2 separate regions of the Homo sapiens genome follow, and region 2 is linked to region 1. A link is a loop called in an ENCODE intact Hi-C map of the cell type or tissue named here. Cell type or tissue: Caco-2. All regions are shown on one strand. Links, peaks and the distances in the headings refer to the core of each region. The heading gives the core; the rest is flanking DNA. Region 1 overlaps CNTNAP2 (contactin associated protein 2). Region 2 has its middle 64 kb from the start of C7orf33.

Region 1 (8,505 bases), core at 357-8,356:
CCTATCCTTGACCTTCACAATGAGAATCAAAACAAAGGCAGCTTTCAAAATGATAAAAAATGTTTTCCAGATTTACTTTCTTTCTTAAAGCATTATAGAGAAATATTTTAGGGTTAGAATTTGCACAGGAATAGAACAATCAGCTTGGTTTTCCGTATGGCTGACTCTCTTTACCATGTGATAGAGGGTTGTGCTTTGATTTCTAAAAGTGAAGGTGAAAACTGTTATGTACAATGATTTTTTAAAAAACAAGAAACATTTTCACTTCAGTTCAATTTGTTTTTCTTTTTCCTCTATTTTTAATTTTAAGCTTAAATTTAATATTTTATCACCTTAAATACTAAAACCAGATACATCAAAATATTATTCAATTATGTTGCTATATTAAAAATCTAGGATACCGTGACTACTTAAATATGACTTCCCTTTTCTATCAATTGAGAAAAGAAATCCCTTTATATTCTGCATATAACACTGAACATAGATTCTGATTTGAACATGTGCTACAATTTTCATTAATGTCACCTGAATTTCCATTATTATTAAGGAAGCTATTTAAAAAAATGTGGTTTGTTATTTTTGTCATTGCAAAAAATAACTCAGGCTTTAAAAGGTTTGTGTGAAAGTGGGTTCATCATCAGCAGAGTTTCTATTGATGACATCATGTGTGTGCAGAGGGAACGTCTGGTCTCTGTTGCTGCCTCCCCCAACAGCCTTGGTTTCTGGTGTGCCTTGTCCTGTAAAGAGGTGAGGGACTGAGCTGGGAAGTCCAGCCAGCCAACAGCAAGAGAGCTGGCCTGTGGAAGGCTTCCATGAGCTGTGTGGCAGCCATCAGCATGATTGGCTATTTTGATGCCACCAGTGTTTGCTGAGAGCAATTCTGTTCCTTTACCCGCCTCCCCAACATGGGGTGTGTGTGTGTGTGTGTGTGAGTGTGAGTGTGTGTGTATTCATTTACATTATCATTTTGCTTCTTGGACACAGGGAAAAAGGAATGAAAAAAACCAAGTAAGTTGGTGTTTATTGGTCATACTCTAGTTGAGGGCTGCCTCAAATCTCTCTGCTATTTCACCCTGGGAGGACAAATCTGTTCCGAAAACTCCCATCAAGACAGTATCTGTGTACCATCCGAGTGACATGTAGTCTTGCCATTCAGGTCATCTCTTAAGCAGAGAGCACACTCTTCCTGCTCCTGAAAACACAATTCAGGTCAGCATCCACCTCTCTTCTCCCCACTCTTCAGTTTCCTCCACCTGCTTTTCACAGAAAAGATTCACCTTCTCCTTTCCAAATCCTCCCACTATGGCCCGTTAAGCACAACCCTGGAGCTATTGTGACTTTCTAGGGGCTGGGAGACAACTGAAATTTCTGAGAGCGCTGAGCTGATAGGGTCCTATTAGAGTGCCTGGTGCACAAAACCTGCACCTTTGGAATATTGGGGTAATCAAAGGGAGACAGGCCTGCTAGGTAGGAATCCCACCACCCTGAGTTGCACTTCTCTTGTGTATTCAAAAATTCAATATACAAAGTGGGTTTTTCTCTCTTTTTTTTTTTTTTTTTTTTTTTTTGCTGAATAAGATATTTTAATCTGTTGTAATTAAAAAGTCAAAGTAGAATGAACAGGAGGTTTAAAAACAGGTCCCCATGCCAACCTCAAGCATGTAGTTGTTGTCCAAGAAATATTTGCTAAATTTAATTGAATTGTGGCTTATGAGTCACTTCTCTGTACCATAAAAGTCTTGGTGGAAAGGTTTTGCAGATACCTTAAATTAACTGGCTATGTTTGACTCTTTTGAAAAGGAAGCAGGGGGAATGATTGGAACAATTTTCAAAAAATAGGTAAAAATTATTAGGTAATATATAATCTGAATAGACCCACAAATTATTAGTGTGATTTCTACTCTATTATTTAATTTAATAGTTTTACATTATCTTAAAGAAGATGCTATGGTTTGAATGTGTCCCCCAAATTTCATGTGTTGGACACTTAATCTCTAAATTCATATGTTGATGGTATTTGGAGGTGGGGCCTTTGGGAGGTAATTAGAATTAGATAAGGTCATCGCGGTGGGTCCCTATGATGGGGCTGGTGGCTTTAAAGAAAGAGGAAGAGAGGCGGGGCGCGGTGGCTCATGCCTTTAATCCCAGCACTTTGGGAGGATGAGGCGGGCAGATCACGAAGTCAGGAGTTTGAGACCAGCTTGGCCAACATAGTGAAACCCCGCCTCTACTAAAAATACAAAAAAGTAGCTGGGCATGGTGGTGGGCGCCTGTAATCCCAGCTACTTGGGAGGCTGAGGCAGGAGAATCACTTGAAGCTGGGAGGCGGAGCTTGCAGTGAGCCAAGATTGTGCCATTGCACTCCAGCCCGGGCGACAGTGTGAGACTGTCTTTAAAAAAAAAAAAGAAAAGAAAAAAAAAAAGGTTGGGCGCGGTGGCTCACGCCTGTAATCCCCGCACTTTGGGGGGCCAAGGCGGGCCGATCACGAAGTCAAGAGATTGAGACCATCCTGGCCAACATGGTGAAACCCCATCTCTAGTAAAAATACAAAAATTAGCTGGGCGTGGTGGCACGTGCCTGTAATCCCAGCTACTCCGGAGGCTGAAGTAGGAGAATCAATTGAACCCGGGAGGTGGAGGTTGCAGTGAGCCAACATCATGCCATTGCACTCCAGCCTGGGCAACAAGAGTGAAACTCCAATTCAAAAAAAAAAAAAGAAAAAAAGAAAGAAAGAAAGAGGAAGAGAGACCTGAGTTGACCTGGTCTTGCCTTCTCACCATGTGATGCCCTCCACCATGCCATGACACAGCAAGAAAGTCCTCACCAGAAGTGGCCCCTGGACCTTGGACTTCCCAGCCTCCAGAAGCATGAATGAAATAAAGTCATTTTCTTTATAAATTACCCACTCTTGGGTATTCTGTTATAGCAACAGAAAATCAGAGGATATATGCATATTTGTTAAAAACAGTTGCTTTGGGATTAAGATGATTATAAATGTGTCAGGAAAAGGAGGGCCAATGGGTCACATGGCATGAAATAAAAACAATCACTCAATCGGTGGCATCTTGCTGGCCACTGATGTTACCTAGTCCAAGAGCTGGGAGGTGTATACAATTATGAGCGAAGCTGAACAATTGTTTTTGTTTATTGACTTTTGCCTTTTTTTCTATAGTGGCTGTTCAAACTTTAGTTTCTTGATTTGATTTTTTCCTTACAAAAATAAGGCTGAAATATTATTTATCAATCAAAAGAAATGATCTATCAAGCCATGACCTGAAGGAAACTTAGATGTATTTTACAAAGTGAAAGAAGCTAATCTGAAAAGGGTACATATTGTATGATTCCAATTATATGACATTCTGGAAAAGGCAAAGCTATAGAGGCAGGAAAAAGATCAGTAGTTGCCTGGGGACCGGGCAAGGAGCAGAGGGGAGGGAGGGATGAACAGGTGGAGACAGAGGACTTTTAGGGCAGGGGAACCACTCTCTATGATACTGTAATGGTGGATCTGTGTCATTACACATTTGTCCAAACCCAGAGAATGTACGGCCCAAGAGATTATTAGGGTACTATGTGTGGCAAGTATGTAACACCAAAAACATGACGTAGAAAGATGTTAATAAGAAGAGAAACTATGTATAACGTGGGGAGGGGTGAGGGAGTATATGGAAACTCTCTGTACTTTTTGCTCCATTTTTCTGTGAACCTAAAAATGCTCTAAATTACAGTCAATTGAAAAGGCTGTAAAGTTAAACCTTCAAACTATTAATCCACACGATAGTGTTTTATTTGCAAGGCTAAGTCACTTTGTTTAATTAATAATGTGACTTCCTTTGTATTATCATTAATTTGATATTAATTAATTTTGATAAAATAACCGTAATAGTTAAGAAATAACAAAAAGATTTTTTTTAACGTGTTTTAGGGTTTGACTTCTATAACTTAGAGTAAGAAAATCTACTAAAACTTACAGTGTTTTAAAAAATAGTAATTAGGCCCACAAAATTAATTTATGATTTATATTAATCCTTTCCTTATTGTTTGACTTTTCTTTCCTTTCTACTTCCTAATGCACTTCCCATATTAACCAGAATTTTGAAGCCAGGTCTTTCTGTGTATAGGGAGCCCAGGCTGCCACAAGACAGTTTGGAGACCTCTACTGGTTAAAAGCCGATGAGAGCACTAGGATCGACACAGAGAGATGGAGGAAAAGGAAAGAGGAGAGAACCTTATCAGGAATTGACATGGTCCCCTTTCTGAAGCATCAAATAAATACACAGTTGACCCTTGAACAATATGGTTTTAAACTGCATGAGTCTACTTATATGTAGATTTTCTCCTGCCTCTGCCAACCCTGAGACAGTAAGACTAACCCCTCTTCCTCCTCCTCAGCCTACTCAATGTGAAGAAGATGAGGATGAAGACCTTTATGATGTTCCACTTCCATTTAAGGAATAATAAATGTATTTTATCTTTCCTATGATTTTCCTAATAATGTTTTCTTTTCTCTAGCTTAATTTATTATAAGAATACAGTATATAATACATATACAAAATATGTCTTTATCAACTGTTCATGTTATCAGTAAGGCTTCTGGTCAACAGTAAGCTATTGGCAGTAAGTTTCTGAAAAGCCAAAAGTTGTATGCAAAATTTTGACTGCATAGGGGGTCAGCACCCCTAATTCTCCTGTTGTTCAAGGGTCACCTGTACTATGCCTATCTCTCAGGGTCTTTTCTCTTTCATAAAACAAACACAGACAGTAAATAAACCAACAAGCACAGAAAGACCCACCCTGGAATCATGGTTCTACCACTTACTAGCTATATGACTTGGCACATGTCACTTTAAAACTTCAGAGCCTCTTTCCTCACATGTCAAGTGCAGATTTAAGTAGGCACTTACTTGCAAGGTTAGAATTAGTGATAATGTAGTGCCAGGCAGGTGTTTCACACTTGGAAGGCATTCAACATACACTGTCCTCCATAGTACCTGTCTAGTTACTGTAAGTGAGACTGAAAGACAGTCTGTTAAATAAATCTGGCACCCGTGATAAAAGACAATGGAATAAGGCTCACTTCTGTGTATGGCTTTGCTTTAACCTCTGAGTTTGTATTTTGAATGCTAATTCCTCCCAGTCAATAAAGATGGAGTAACAGTTGGAAAATGAATTTACCTTGGAGAAGTAGTATAAATTGTGAATTAAAAATTATTAAACACTTCTTTTAGAAGATTATCTTCCTTAGATAAATACACTTTATTGTTTTTTAACAGCTACATTTAAAAGCAGGAAAATAATTCTTACTTAGACCACAGAGTCTGTCTTATCACCAGAGCACAGAGCTGTGACATTCAAAATCTAGCCATGCTTGCTGCCAAAAAACATAACAGTCCCATTAAATATCTGTTATAAACATTTAATGCTTTTTATAGCAGGATTATTCACACCCTATAGATTTTTAAGAGGTGAATAATTCTTTCATGCAAACATTTGTTTTTCTACAACTGCTCTATTCTTCCTTCAAAGTGCTACAGAAAAGTCTGTGGGGATGCCAGTCTTCCCAAATGTGGCCATGTTAGTGCCGGAGGAACATTCAAAGCATAGACTTATTGGGCCAAATCTGCTTCTTCTGTTACCATTTCATTGTGTTTTTCTGTTTTGTTCTTCAGAGCATTCAAACAAGGAGTGACTTGATTTCTTTTTATTCCAATTTGTTAACCTTCAAGCTCTCCAAAGTTTAAATTCCAGGTCGTTAGCAAGATTACATAAAGGGTCTTTGTAGCCCAGACCTTTTTCTTCGAAACATGTTATGTTCCCCTTCCACGGACCTTAAGATGCAGTGGTGTTGAGTGACAGCCAGTCTTTATGCTATAGGAAGCACCATGAGATTTCACAAACCAGAAGGAGAAGACCAGGCTCTACCTGGGTAGCCTTAGTTGGACTTGTTAATCTAGTGTGCTGAGCAGTAACCACTCTCCTCTTACCTCCATGTATTAGTCTGTTTTCACTTTGCTGATAAAGACGTACCTGAGACTGGGTAATTTACAGAGAAAAAGAGGTTTAATGGACTCACAGTTCCACATGGCTGGGGAGGCCTCATAATCATGGCAGAAGGTGAAAGGCACATCTTACATGGCAGCAGGCAAGAGAGAATGAGAGCCAACTGAAAGGGAAACCCCTTATAAAACCATCAGATCTCATGAGACTTCTTCACTACCATGAGAACAGTATGGGGGAAACCCCCCCATGATTCAATTATCTCCCATCGGGTCCCTCCCACAACAAGTGGGAATTATGGGAGCTACAATTCAAGATGAGATTTGGGTGGGGACACAGCCAAACTGTAACGCTCCATGAACATCATGTGTGATAATAGCTGTGGAAGAGCTGTTTAAACTGCAAAATAATATAAAAACATAATGTATCATCATATTCATGTGATGCAGGTTAAAAATAATTCAGTCAATTGTCACTATTTGCAGTAGCTATGTTTCATACAGTTGCTGCTAACACTCAATTAGTGAATACTAAAACATTGTTCCTAAAGTAAATACAGGGTTAGGTTCCTGCAAGCATCTGGTCATAACATTTTATCAACCAACCAATACATTACCTTGCTTTATGTGTGTATCTTATTTAATATTCAGTTTTGAAATAAATGTTGTTGATTTATTAACATTGAGCTCATGGCTGCCAGCACAATCAGTCATGCCTAAAGACAGCTCATCTAACAGATGTATTTTCTCCACAGGACAGATCGCAGCGTCTTGTGCTTAGGAGCAATAGATAGCATTTCAGCACTCCACTTAGGGGCCATTTTATACAGTAAAATCACCAATAAAAACACAAGAATGCAAAAAAAATGGCACTGAATAGACTACAAAAATGATACTTGTTTATGGTATAAGAGCTGAAACTAGAAGGCAAGGGCATCACCTTGTTTGACTTCAAATGAGAATGTACACATTGATGACAAATTGTTTGCTGCACAGCACATGTCTGCAAATAACCACAAAAGCACCAAGAATACTACTTTTGAGGTTCTAAATAAATTTTAGAGAGTAGGTGAATTTGTAAATATGAAATGTATAATAATAATGATCAACTGTATATAAATAAGAAATTCAAAAATTTTCCATGCCTTCTGGAATACTTTGGAATGTTATAATAATAAGAATTCTTTCTTTCTTTCCTTCCTTCCTTCCTTTCTTTCTTTCTTTCTTTCTTTCTTTCTTTCTTTCTTTCTTTCTTTCTTTTTTTTTTTTTTTTTTTGAGACAGAGTTGCTTTTGTTGCCCAGGCTGGAGTGCAATGGCATGATCTTGGTGGCTCACTGCAACTCCACCTCCTGGGTTTAAGCAATTCTCCTGCCTCAGCCTCCCAAGTAGCTGAGCTTACAGGTGCCTGCCACCATACCTGGCTAATTTTTGTAGTTTTTTAAAGTAGAGATGGGATTTCACCATGTTGGCCAGGCTGGTCTCGAACTCCTGACCTCAGGTGATCCACCTGCCTTGGCCTCCCAAAGTGCTGGGATTACAGGTGTGAGCTACCGAGCCCAGCCTAGAATTTTGGCTTTCAAATGTTTGTTTATTTCAAAACAATTGGGTATGCAAAAGTATGTTGTGTGTCAAAGACAGGTGAGTTGAAGATTTGGGACAGAAATAAGTGTTTTGACAATCTTCTTTAACCAAATACTAAAAATGTGATTAAAACAGAACTTCTGATCTCTCATCACATTTTAACAATAAATGATTTTTTTTGGTGGGGGTTGCTTTTGTTAATTAAAAATAATTTAATTTTGGAAACCATGGAAAGATGATGATACCAATTGGTTTTCAATCAAAAGTTTTTTTCAGTTTTTCATTGTTTGAGTGTTCTTTTTATGAGTGACCCAGGATTGGAGTCAGCCATTCTTTATTTGTATTAGCTAAAAGTCAAAGATTAGATGTAATGATACTGCCTAAGACGTACTGGACACTCACTGTGTGCCAGGCTGTGTGATAAGCCCTTTACATTCATGATAGCATCTTTCATCTTCCTAACAAAGCTTATGATATTGGCACTACTATCATTCTCATTTCACGGTTAAGAAAACTGAAGCTGAGATTTGTAAGAAACCTGTTAAAGCTCCTCGAGCAGGTGAGGCAACTGGAATTGCAGGTGTTCTGACACAGAGCCTGTATTGAGCCTGACCCTCAATGTTCAAAATATCCTCTTCCAGCCTACACTTATGACAAGATTTGCCTTTGCAGCTGTTTTATCTAGATATTGAGAGTATGTTTGCAGGTTATGATGTATTAATTATTTATTGTCCTTGTTAAAGACACATTTGGGTGATAAGCAAAGATTATTCTGATATTGACAGTATATTATATTGAAAATATCGTTGAAGGCTGGGTGTGGTGGCTTATGACTGTAATCCCAGAACTTTAGGAGGCCGAGGTGGGTGGATCATGAGGTCAGGAGATCGAGACCATCCTGGCTCATGTGGTAAAACCCTGTCTCT
Region 2 (8,505 bases), core at 429-8,428, 240 kb before region 1:
CATTTTCTTGGTAGATCTTCCTCCATCCCTTTATTTTGAGCCTATGTGTGTCTCTGCACGTGAGATGGGTCTCCTGAATACAGCACACTGATGGGTCTTGACTCTTTATCCAATTTGCCAGTCTGTGTCTTTTAACTGGAGCATTTAGCCCATTTACATTTAAGGTTAATATTGTTATGTGTGAATTTGATCCTGTCATTATGATGTTAGCTGGTTATTTTGCTTGTTAGTTGATGCAGTTTCTTCCTAGCATCGATGGTCTTTACAATTTGGTATGGTTTTGCCAAATTGTAACAAAAAATTACAGCGTTGTCCTATGTTGCAAACAAATGAAAACTGAAAAGTATGAAGAAAAGTACAGCATGACATAAAACATAAAAATGTGAAGACTGTGGTTTCCTGGGAAGGCCACGAGAGTGGTCAGTTTATTAATATTATGACCTTATGTTCTACTGACAGGAAATTAAGGTTCATTTTTATAACCACCATTCTGTAATTTATAACTACTTCTGGAAAGTTCTTCTGTAGTCCACATTCTACCACATCAATTTAGACACCATTACTTAGTTACATGTTCATATTTTAGCTTCACATTTATTGAGGGTCAGTATTAGAAAGAGCTACACAAAGAACATTTCTACATCTTCTGCAAAACTCTTGATGATACTTTTTTGGGGGCTTTGTTTCTCCATAGAAGGATTCACACACTCAGTTTTTGTTTGTTTGTTTGTTTGTTTGTTTGTTTGTTTTGAGACAGAGTCTCGCTCTGTCGCCCAGGCTGGAGTGCAGGGACGGGAGGGATCTTGGCTCACTGCAAGCTCTGCCTCCCAGGTTCATGCCATTCTCCTGCCTCAGCCTCTTGAGTAGCTGGGACTACAGGTGCCCACCACCATGCCCAGCTAATTTTTTTGTATTTTTTAGTAGAGACGGGGTTTCACCATGTTAGCCAGGATGGTCTTGATCTCCTGACCTCATGGTCTGCCTGCCTCAGCCTCCCAAAGTGCTGGGATTACAGGCGTGAGCCACCGTGCCCGGCCTAACAGGGTGAAAATTCTTAACACTACTGAATGGTATGCTTGAAAGTGGTTAACGTACATTTTTACCACAATTTAAAAAACTATGCATCTTTTAATATAAAAATGTAAACAATTGATATAAAATGCCAAGTAATTAGAAATAAAGTAGCATAAAGAAACTTTAAAGAAAAGTTACTTGGATTTGTTTCTTCCTTTCAAGGTGGTTATGTAAATTTTTTGAAATGAAAATTTGATTGATTAAAAAAATGATTCTGTGTTGGAATAAACTTTGAAAGGTCTGGGTTAAGCCAAGATAAGCACATTTCTTTATCGCTGGATTTTTATACACTGATGTAAAAGTTAAACTTCTAGATGGAGTTAGAGTATGCAGTGTTTCCCAAACTTATCTGACCATGGAACATTGTTTTTGAAGAATATCTCTGAAGATGCGTCTGTATTAGAGATTGGACTGAGGGAAAAAAGTAACCAGGAAACAAAACCATCTGGGCACACTTCCATCTTTGACTAAACATGAATTTTCTGTGGAGAAGTATGTGCTTTGCAAAATCATCTGTTTCTATGCTTTTACATAGTCATTGAAAGTTTTGCTTTTCCCATTTAGTCTTTTTTTTTTTTTTTTTTGATACAGAGTCTTGCTCTGTTGCCCAGGCTGGAGTGCAGTGGCATGATCTCAGCTCACTGCAACCTCCATCTCCTGGGTTCAAGCGATTCTCGTACCTCAGCCTCCCGAGTAGCTGGGATTACAGGCGCGCACCACCATGCTCAGCTGATTGTTGTATTTTTAGTAGAGATGGGGTCTCACCATGTTGGCCAGGCTGGTCTCAAACTCCTGACCTGAAGTGATCCACCCGCCTTGGCCTCTTAAAGTGCTGGGATTATAGGCGTAAGCCACCATGCCCAGCCCCTTTCAGTCTTGTAGTTGATGTTCCTTTTGAAAAGTTTTATTTCTCTGTTGACTAAGGGAAAAAGGATTTTTCAGAACTCATGTTAAGAAAGCTAGGGACACAGAGTGCCCTAGAACTGTGACTCTCAAATTCCAACATGCGTAGGCCTCATCTGGGGAGGGCCTCACCCTCAGAGAGATTTTGACTTCATGGATTAATGGGAGGAAAAAGAAACTGCATTTTTAATAACAGGTGATGGAATCTGTATGCCCATGCACTGGGGTTAAGCACAAAGATAACTGTCATTGTCTCACGTGTAGGATTAGCAAGAGCCAGCTGGGCTGGGGTAGAGAGATTGAGAAAGTCAACTAGGGGAGAGAAAATGGCATATACTTAGAATCAGTGCCTGCTGAGTGATTGGAGCCAGAAGCAAAGGAAAAACTAGTACTGGTTCTGTCTTTATTTAAAATCATGATATTTTGTTCATAGCGGGGTTTTTTTTCTGCATTAAACTATTATTTATCTCAATTACTGAGATTTTTGGTGCTCCCTTAAATTTTGGGTATGCAGTACCTTACCCAGTCCTGACCTGAGAATTTCTAATTTTCCTAGAAATTTCCAAGAATAGTCAGTCTGCTTGCATGACGTGTTTGCCCCACTTGAGTTGAATTCCCTTATGGATCCTTTTGCCTCTTTAGAATCTGTGAGCATTTCTTGCTTTGTTGCAGTCCTCACTTGAAGCACAGTTGTTCTGCTCGGCAGCGTCTGAGAACTCAGCCTGTGTCCTTCAGACTCCAAACCACTTCTGTTGTTCTTCTCTTGTGCTTGATGGAGTGCGTTGCTCACCCGCAGCTGCTGGGTCAGGTTCTGGATGCTTCTGTCCGCTTCTTCTACTCTCTTACTTCTCCTTGTTCTTGAGAGTTCATAAGAAACATCTTGGTTTTTCATTTCACTTTCTGAGCACTGTTTTCACTACAGTTACAGCCATTCTTTTGGATAATTCACTGTGTACCAGGCAGGTCCCTTCCAAAGAATATTTCTCATTCTCACAATGATCTTGTCTATTTCCAGAGGAGAAGCTGGACGGAGGGGCTGACCACGCGGTGCAAGGAACCTGTTGGTCAGCTCATGTCAGTTAGCATTACTTAATAGGAGGCAGTTTGCCTCCGATATCTTTCTGTATAGTTTACACATCATTGTTTGTTAAAGTTGAATTTTTCAAAATTGCTGTTATGTCATATCCTCTATGCACAAGAATGGATCGATGATTCAAAAGGGATTAAAATAAAAATTGTTGATGAAAAAAGCCAAACTTTGTAAAATATTTGAAAAAATTGATTCCTAGCCAAATGTGAGGACCATGACCCATGACACAGCCCCAGGAGGTCCCGAGAACATATGCCCAAGGTGTTTGGGTTACAGTTCGATTTTATGCATTTTAAGGGGACAGAGGTTACAGGCAGACATCAATCAATATGAGGTAGGAGACTAGCGGGTCTGACAGGATGAAGTAAAGAAACTGGCAACAACCAGCAGATGGCGCCCAACTGAAGTGAAGTAGGAACCAGCAGGCGGCACTGAAGGCAACCACTCATTGCCCTTGCTGCTCATTAGCATAAGACACTCCCACTAGCATCATGACTGTTTGCAAATGCCAGGGCAATGACCCAGAAGTTACCGCCCCTTTTCTAGAGATTTCTGAATAATCCACCCTTTAATTTGCATGTAATTAAAAGTGGGCATAAGTACAGCTGCCAACATCCCATGATCTGCTACTCTGAGCACGCTGTATAGGAGTTAGACCTCATCCACAAAGAGCAGCTCTGGTTCAATAAAAGATTGCTGTCGGCTGGGCGCGGTGGCTCACGCCTGTAATCCCAGCACTTTGGGAGGCTGAGGCGGGTGGATCATGAGATCAGGAGATCGAGACCATCCTGGCTAACACGGTGAAACCCCATCTCTACTAAAAATACAAAAAATTAGCTGGGCATGGTGGCAGGCACCTGTAGTCCCAGCTACTCGGGAGGCTGAGGCAGGAGAATGGCGTGAAGCTGGGAGGTGGAGCTTGCAGTGAGCTGAGATCACGCCACTGCACTCCAGCCTGGGTGACAAAGCAAAACTGTCTCAAAAAAAAAAAAAAAAAAAGATTGCTGCCTAACACTACCAGCTTCCCCTTGAATTCTTTCCTGGGTGAAGCCAAGAACGCTGCTGGGCTAAGCCCCAATTTCCAGGCTCGCCTGCCTGCCCACATCAAATACATGTAAAGTTTACATTGGTTTGGCCTGGAGAGATGGGACGTCTTGATGCAGGGACTTCCAGGTCATGGGTGGTTCAAAGATTCCCTGATCGACAGTTGATTGACAGAGTCAAATTACTATCTAAATACCCAGAGTCAACAAAAAGGAGTGTCTGGGTTAAGATAAGGGGTTGTAGAGACCAAGGTTCTTATTATGTAGATGAAGTCTCATAGGTGGACACCTTTAGTGGCAGTAGATGGCAAATGTTTCCTATTCAGACCTTTAAAAGTTGCTGGACTCTCAGCTAATCTCAGGATCAGAAAAAGACCTGGAGAGGGACTGAGATTCTGTACAGAATGTAAATTTCCCCCACAAGAGACAGCTTTGCAGGGCCACTTCAAAATATGTCAAAGAAATGTATTTTGGAGTAAAGTATCTTGATTTCTTTTAGGACCTGCTATCTGTCATGTGATGCTATACTGGAATCAGGTTGGAATTTGGTATCTTACTGCCACAGAGGGTCTGTTTTGTCAGTCTTAAGATTTCTGTTTTGATGTTAATGCTGGTCAATTGTGCCTGAACTCCAAAGGGAGGAAGGTATCAGGAGGCATGCCCTACCTCTCCTTCCCATCATGGCCTGAATTAGTATTTCAGATTTACTTTGAAATCCCCTTGGCTAAGAGGAGGAGTCCATTCAGTCGGATGAGCGGCTTAGAATTGTATTTTTGGTTTACAAAAGGTAAACATCTGAAGTGAATGTGGAACTGCAGAATGCAGATCTGTATGAACTGGAAAAAACATATCTGGGAGGGGAATGATGATCAAAATCAGCCTAACAAGAGAATTACAGATGGGAAATGCAGTTAAAAAAATACCAAAAAAACCCCTCCGTTTTACTGGCCCATTTGCAACCTACTCTCAGTTTATTTTCTTCCAAAACTTTTTTCCTTTTTGAGATGAAGCCTGGCTCTGTCGCCCAGGCTGGAGTGCAGTGGCGCGATCTCGGCTCACTGCAAGCTCCGCCTCCTGGGTTCAAGCGATTCTCCTGCCTCAGCCTCCTAAGTAGCTGAGATTACAGGCATGTGCCACCATACCTGGCTTTTTTTTTTTTTTTGAAACAGAGCTTCTGTTGCCCAGGCTGGAGTGCAGTGGCACCATCTTGGCTCACTGCAACCTCCACCTCTTGGGTTTAAGCAATTCTCCTGCCTTAGCCTCCTCAGTAACTATTACTACAGGTGCACCCCACCACATCCGGCTAATTTTTGTATTTTTAGTAAAGATGTGATTTCACCATGTTGGCCAGGCTGGTCTTGAACTCCTGACCTCAAGTGATCCACCCTTCTCGGCCTTCCAAAGTGCTGGGATTACAGGCTTGAGCCACCACACCCAGCCACAACTTTTCAAGTTAGTAACATGAAACTGTTAATTTGTCCACATCATTTTCTAACAATATACAGCAACCACCTTAATAAACCAAGTTTTTCTTTTCATGCTCCCTTCAAAGACAAAATAAGTCTCCCAGCATGAAATAAATAAATTTCATTACTAAAAGTGGAGATGAGACCAAAACTCCTCAAAGTTCATTCAAAGTTTACCCCGTTATACTTTCCATAGCAAGAATACTATTAGTTACACAGTTGTGGGAGAACTTATAAAACCAGCTGCAAAAGTGAGTGCCACATAGTTCTGAGCTCAGAGAGAAAAATAGAACAAACTACTGGCTAAATTCCTAAATCATATGACTCTGTAAGATGTCACATCATTTATATGGCATAAAATACAGAAGAGCACAGCAATAGTTTTGCTTTATAGCAGTATAAGTTTGCTGCATATAAAGTATGAGTCAGTTCTTGAAAAAGAGAACAGGAGAAGCACTTGATGGCAATTTGTTCTTCTTATCATTGAAAATTCACGCTACAGAAGAAGTTTATGAAGCCGTGTTATTGGTGACTTTGTGTGCCGTGATACAGACTAGACAATGTGCACTGGAGCAGAGTTCATGGAACAACAGCTATGTGAGTGCCCAAAGAGGTTCACCGAAGTGGCAACCCAAATGTCAATCAAAATCAGCTTAAAAAGAGAATTGCTCTATTCTCAGAAAACAGCTGGCAGTCAGTGATATGCCTCTGACCTTTAGCACTGAAGGAAGGAATTTTTAAAAACGTGACTATGTAATCAATGTGACTGTGTATGCTTCTCAGCTCAGCATACATCTTTGCAACATGCCAGGAGAAGAAATGGGCAGAGATGACAAAACACTGCTTTTCCATGCTCAAGTCCACTGGCTCTCAAGAGGGAAGACCCCAAGGGGAAGGGTGCTAGGTGGGGTTTAAAATGAGGGGTAAGACAAAACCTTTCCTTCATTCATGATGCATTTGTTTATCTTTGTCAGAAAAAGAAACCGATGATGTATTATGAAGCACGTTTATGTAGCATGTCCAAATGCTGAATAAACAAAAATTACTTTCCAGAGCTAATACAATGAAAGAGTGGATAAACACAGTGGATGAAAACTTTTTTCCTTGCCTTTGGAAGTGATATACTCATTAACTTAGCATTAATGCAGAACAGAAATTAGTCTTCAGTGGAAATTTCTCCATAATTTCTAGGTCCTTTTTCAATGTGCATATCCAAAATTACTTTGTATCAATGTCAACATCATGGTTGTGATACTGTACTGAAAATTTGCAGGATGTTAGTATTGGGGGAAACTGGGTAAAGGATATGTGGGAATTTCTTCTCAGTTTTTACAATGACACATGAATCTATAATTATCTTAAAATTAAAAGTTTAATTTTAAAAAGTTTAATCAAACAACAACAAAAGCATAACGCTGTGATGAACAAGCCTGTCTGTTCCTATCTTTGTACAGCTCTAAGGGGGCTTCGTTAGGATAAACTGCTCCAAGTGGGATTGCTGGATCAAATCATATACAGATTTTTGCATCTATGTTCATGAGGGATATTGGTCTATAGTTTTTTTTCATGTAATCTCAGTCAGGTTTTGGTATCAGAGTTATGCCGACCTCATTAAAAAAAGTGAGATTTTTATCACTCCTCATGTAATTTATCCTCTTCCACTATAGGAATTTGTTAATTTCCATATTCCTCTTCTACAGTGTCCCACTTCTGAGAAGGTAATTCTGATAATTGTTAGTGTGATCATGAAATACAATACATTTTACTTTATCCTGCCTTTTCCTAAATATAAATGCTGTTCTACTTGTTCTCCCTCTGTTTTTGTAATCATAGCACGTTGTAGTATTGTAGATACAGTTTATAGAAAAGGGGCAATTTCATCTTGGACGTTTAACCTTGCCTGTCTGGATTTGGCTTCATTTTGACTTCGAGTTTGGTCATTTCTAGCATGATCAACTTTGTCCAACATCAGCAAAATTCATTGTCACCTTTCTTGTACTCAGGAGAGTTTCAAAGCCTGAAATCGTTTCATCTTTCACACATATTTCTGTTTTTCCTTCCTCTCTCCTTCTCTGCTACTGCAGAGGGTAGAAGTAGCATAAACCTTCACAGATGCACTTTTTCACATTTCAAGTTTGCATTGTGATCATAGACCTTTCAACCAAAAACGATTCCAAACTTTTAAAATATGTTCTTCAGTACAGTTGTCATTTCTGTACCCTTCTCTTCTATTTTTGTTAATTGGTGAGACAACTTTTAAAGAAATGCCTTCATGGGTATAGTTCTCTTTGTAAGCAGCTAAGAGAAACAAACAGATCGTCTCTCATTTTCTTTGAGACTCCTGTGGGCTAAAGTTCACGACTGTGTTTTCATGCTCCAGGCGGCACACGATCTTTCCTTGAGCTGAGCTTTATCTGTGTTTGTGACTTTCATAATTGCTTCAAGAATCTGAACAACCATTTTCCTTCTTCTTTTCATGTTTAGCCCCCTTTTCTCTCCCCTCTGGCTCTCCACTGGCCTCCTTCCTCTTCTGTTCTCATTGTGGGTCTTTAGCTTGGTCTACAGTGGCCTGCTCTTCTCATTCTTTTTGGTTTTTATTTGCATGAATTTCACTAGACCCTTCTGTTGGCACAGTATAGCCATTTTCACCCCGACTTTTACTTTTAGAACCCTTTGCTGATTATTTTATTTTTATTTTTATTTGAGACAAGATCTCACCCTGTCACCCAGTCTGGAGTGCAGTGGTGCAATCATGGCTTACTGCAGCCTCGACCTACCTGGGCTCAGGTGATCCTACCACCTCAGCCTCCCAAGTAGCTGGGACTACAGGTACACACCACCACGCCCAGCTAATTTTTGTATTTTTTGTAGAGACAGAGTCTTGGTTTGTTGCCCAGGCTGGTCTCGAACTCCTGGGCTCAAGCCATCC

The links. Hi-C counts contacts between places; a loop is a spot of excess contacts. Peaks named below come from ENCODE experiments on the same cell type or tissue, not always from the same donor. Only the 100,000 strongest peaks of a DNase experiment are listed, where the experiment ranks them.
Region 2: it touches region 1 in a loop (15-fold over the local background); 2 of 110 quality-filtered maps call a loop at or near these places.

What each region holds. Positions count from the first base shown.
Region 1 is chr7:148,282,008-148,290,512 of GRCh38, reverse strand. The region is part of intron 21 of CNTNAP2 (contactin associated protein 2); the gene reads right to left. Among named protein-coding and RNA genes, the nearest start is that of C7orf33, 300 kb to the left of the region's middle. In Caco-2, for the core only: a CTCF peak has its summit at 4,183 (motif pointing left); a DNase peak (open chromatin) is centred at 4,152.
Region 2 is chr7:148,522,782-148,531,286 of GRCh38, reverse strand. No RefSeq gene overlaps it. Among named protein-coding and RNA genes, the nearest start is that of C7orf33, 64 kb to the left of the region's middle. In Caco-2, for the core only: a CTCF peak has its summit at 3,464 (motif pointing right); a DNase peak (open chromatin) is centred at 3,476.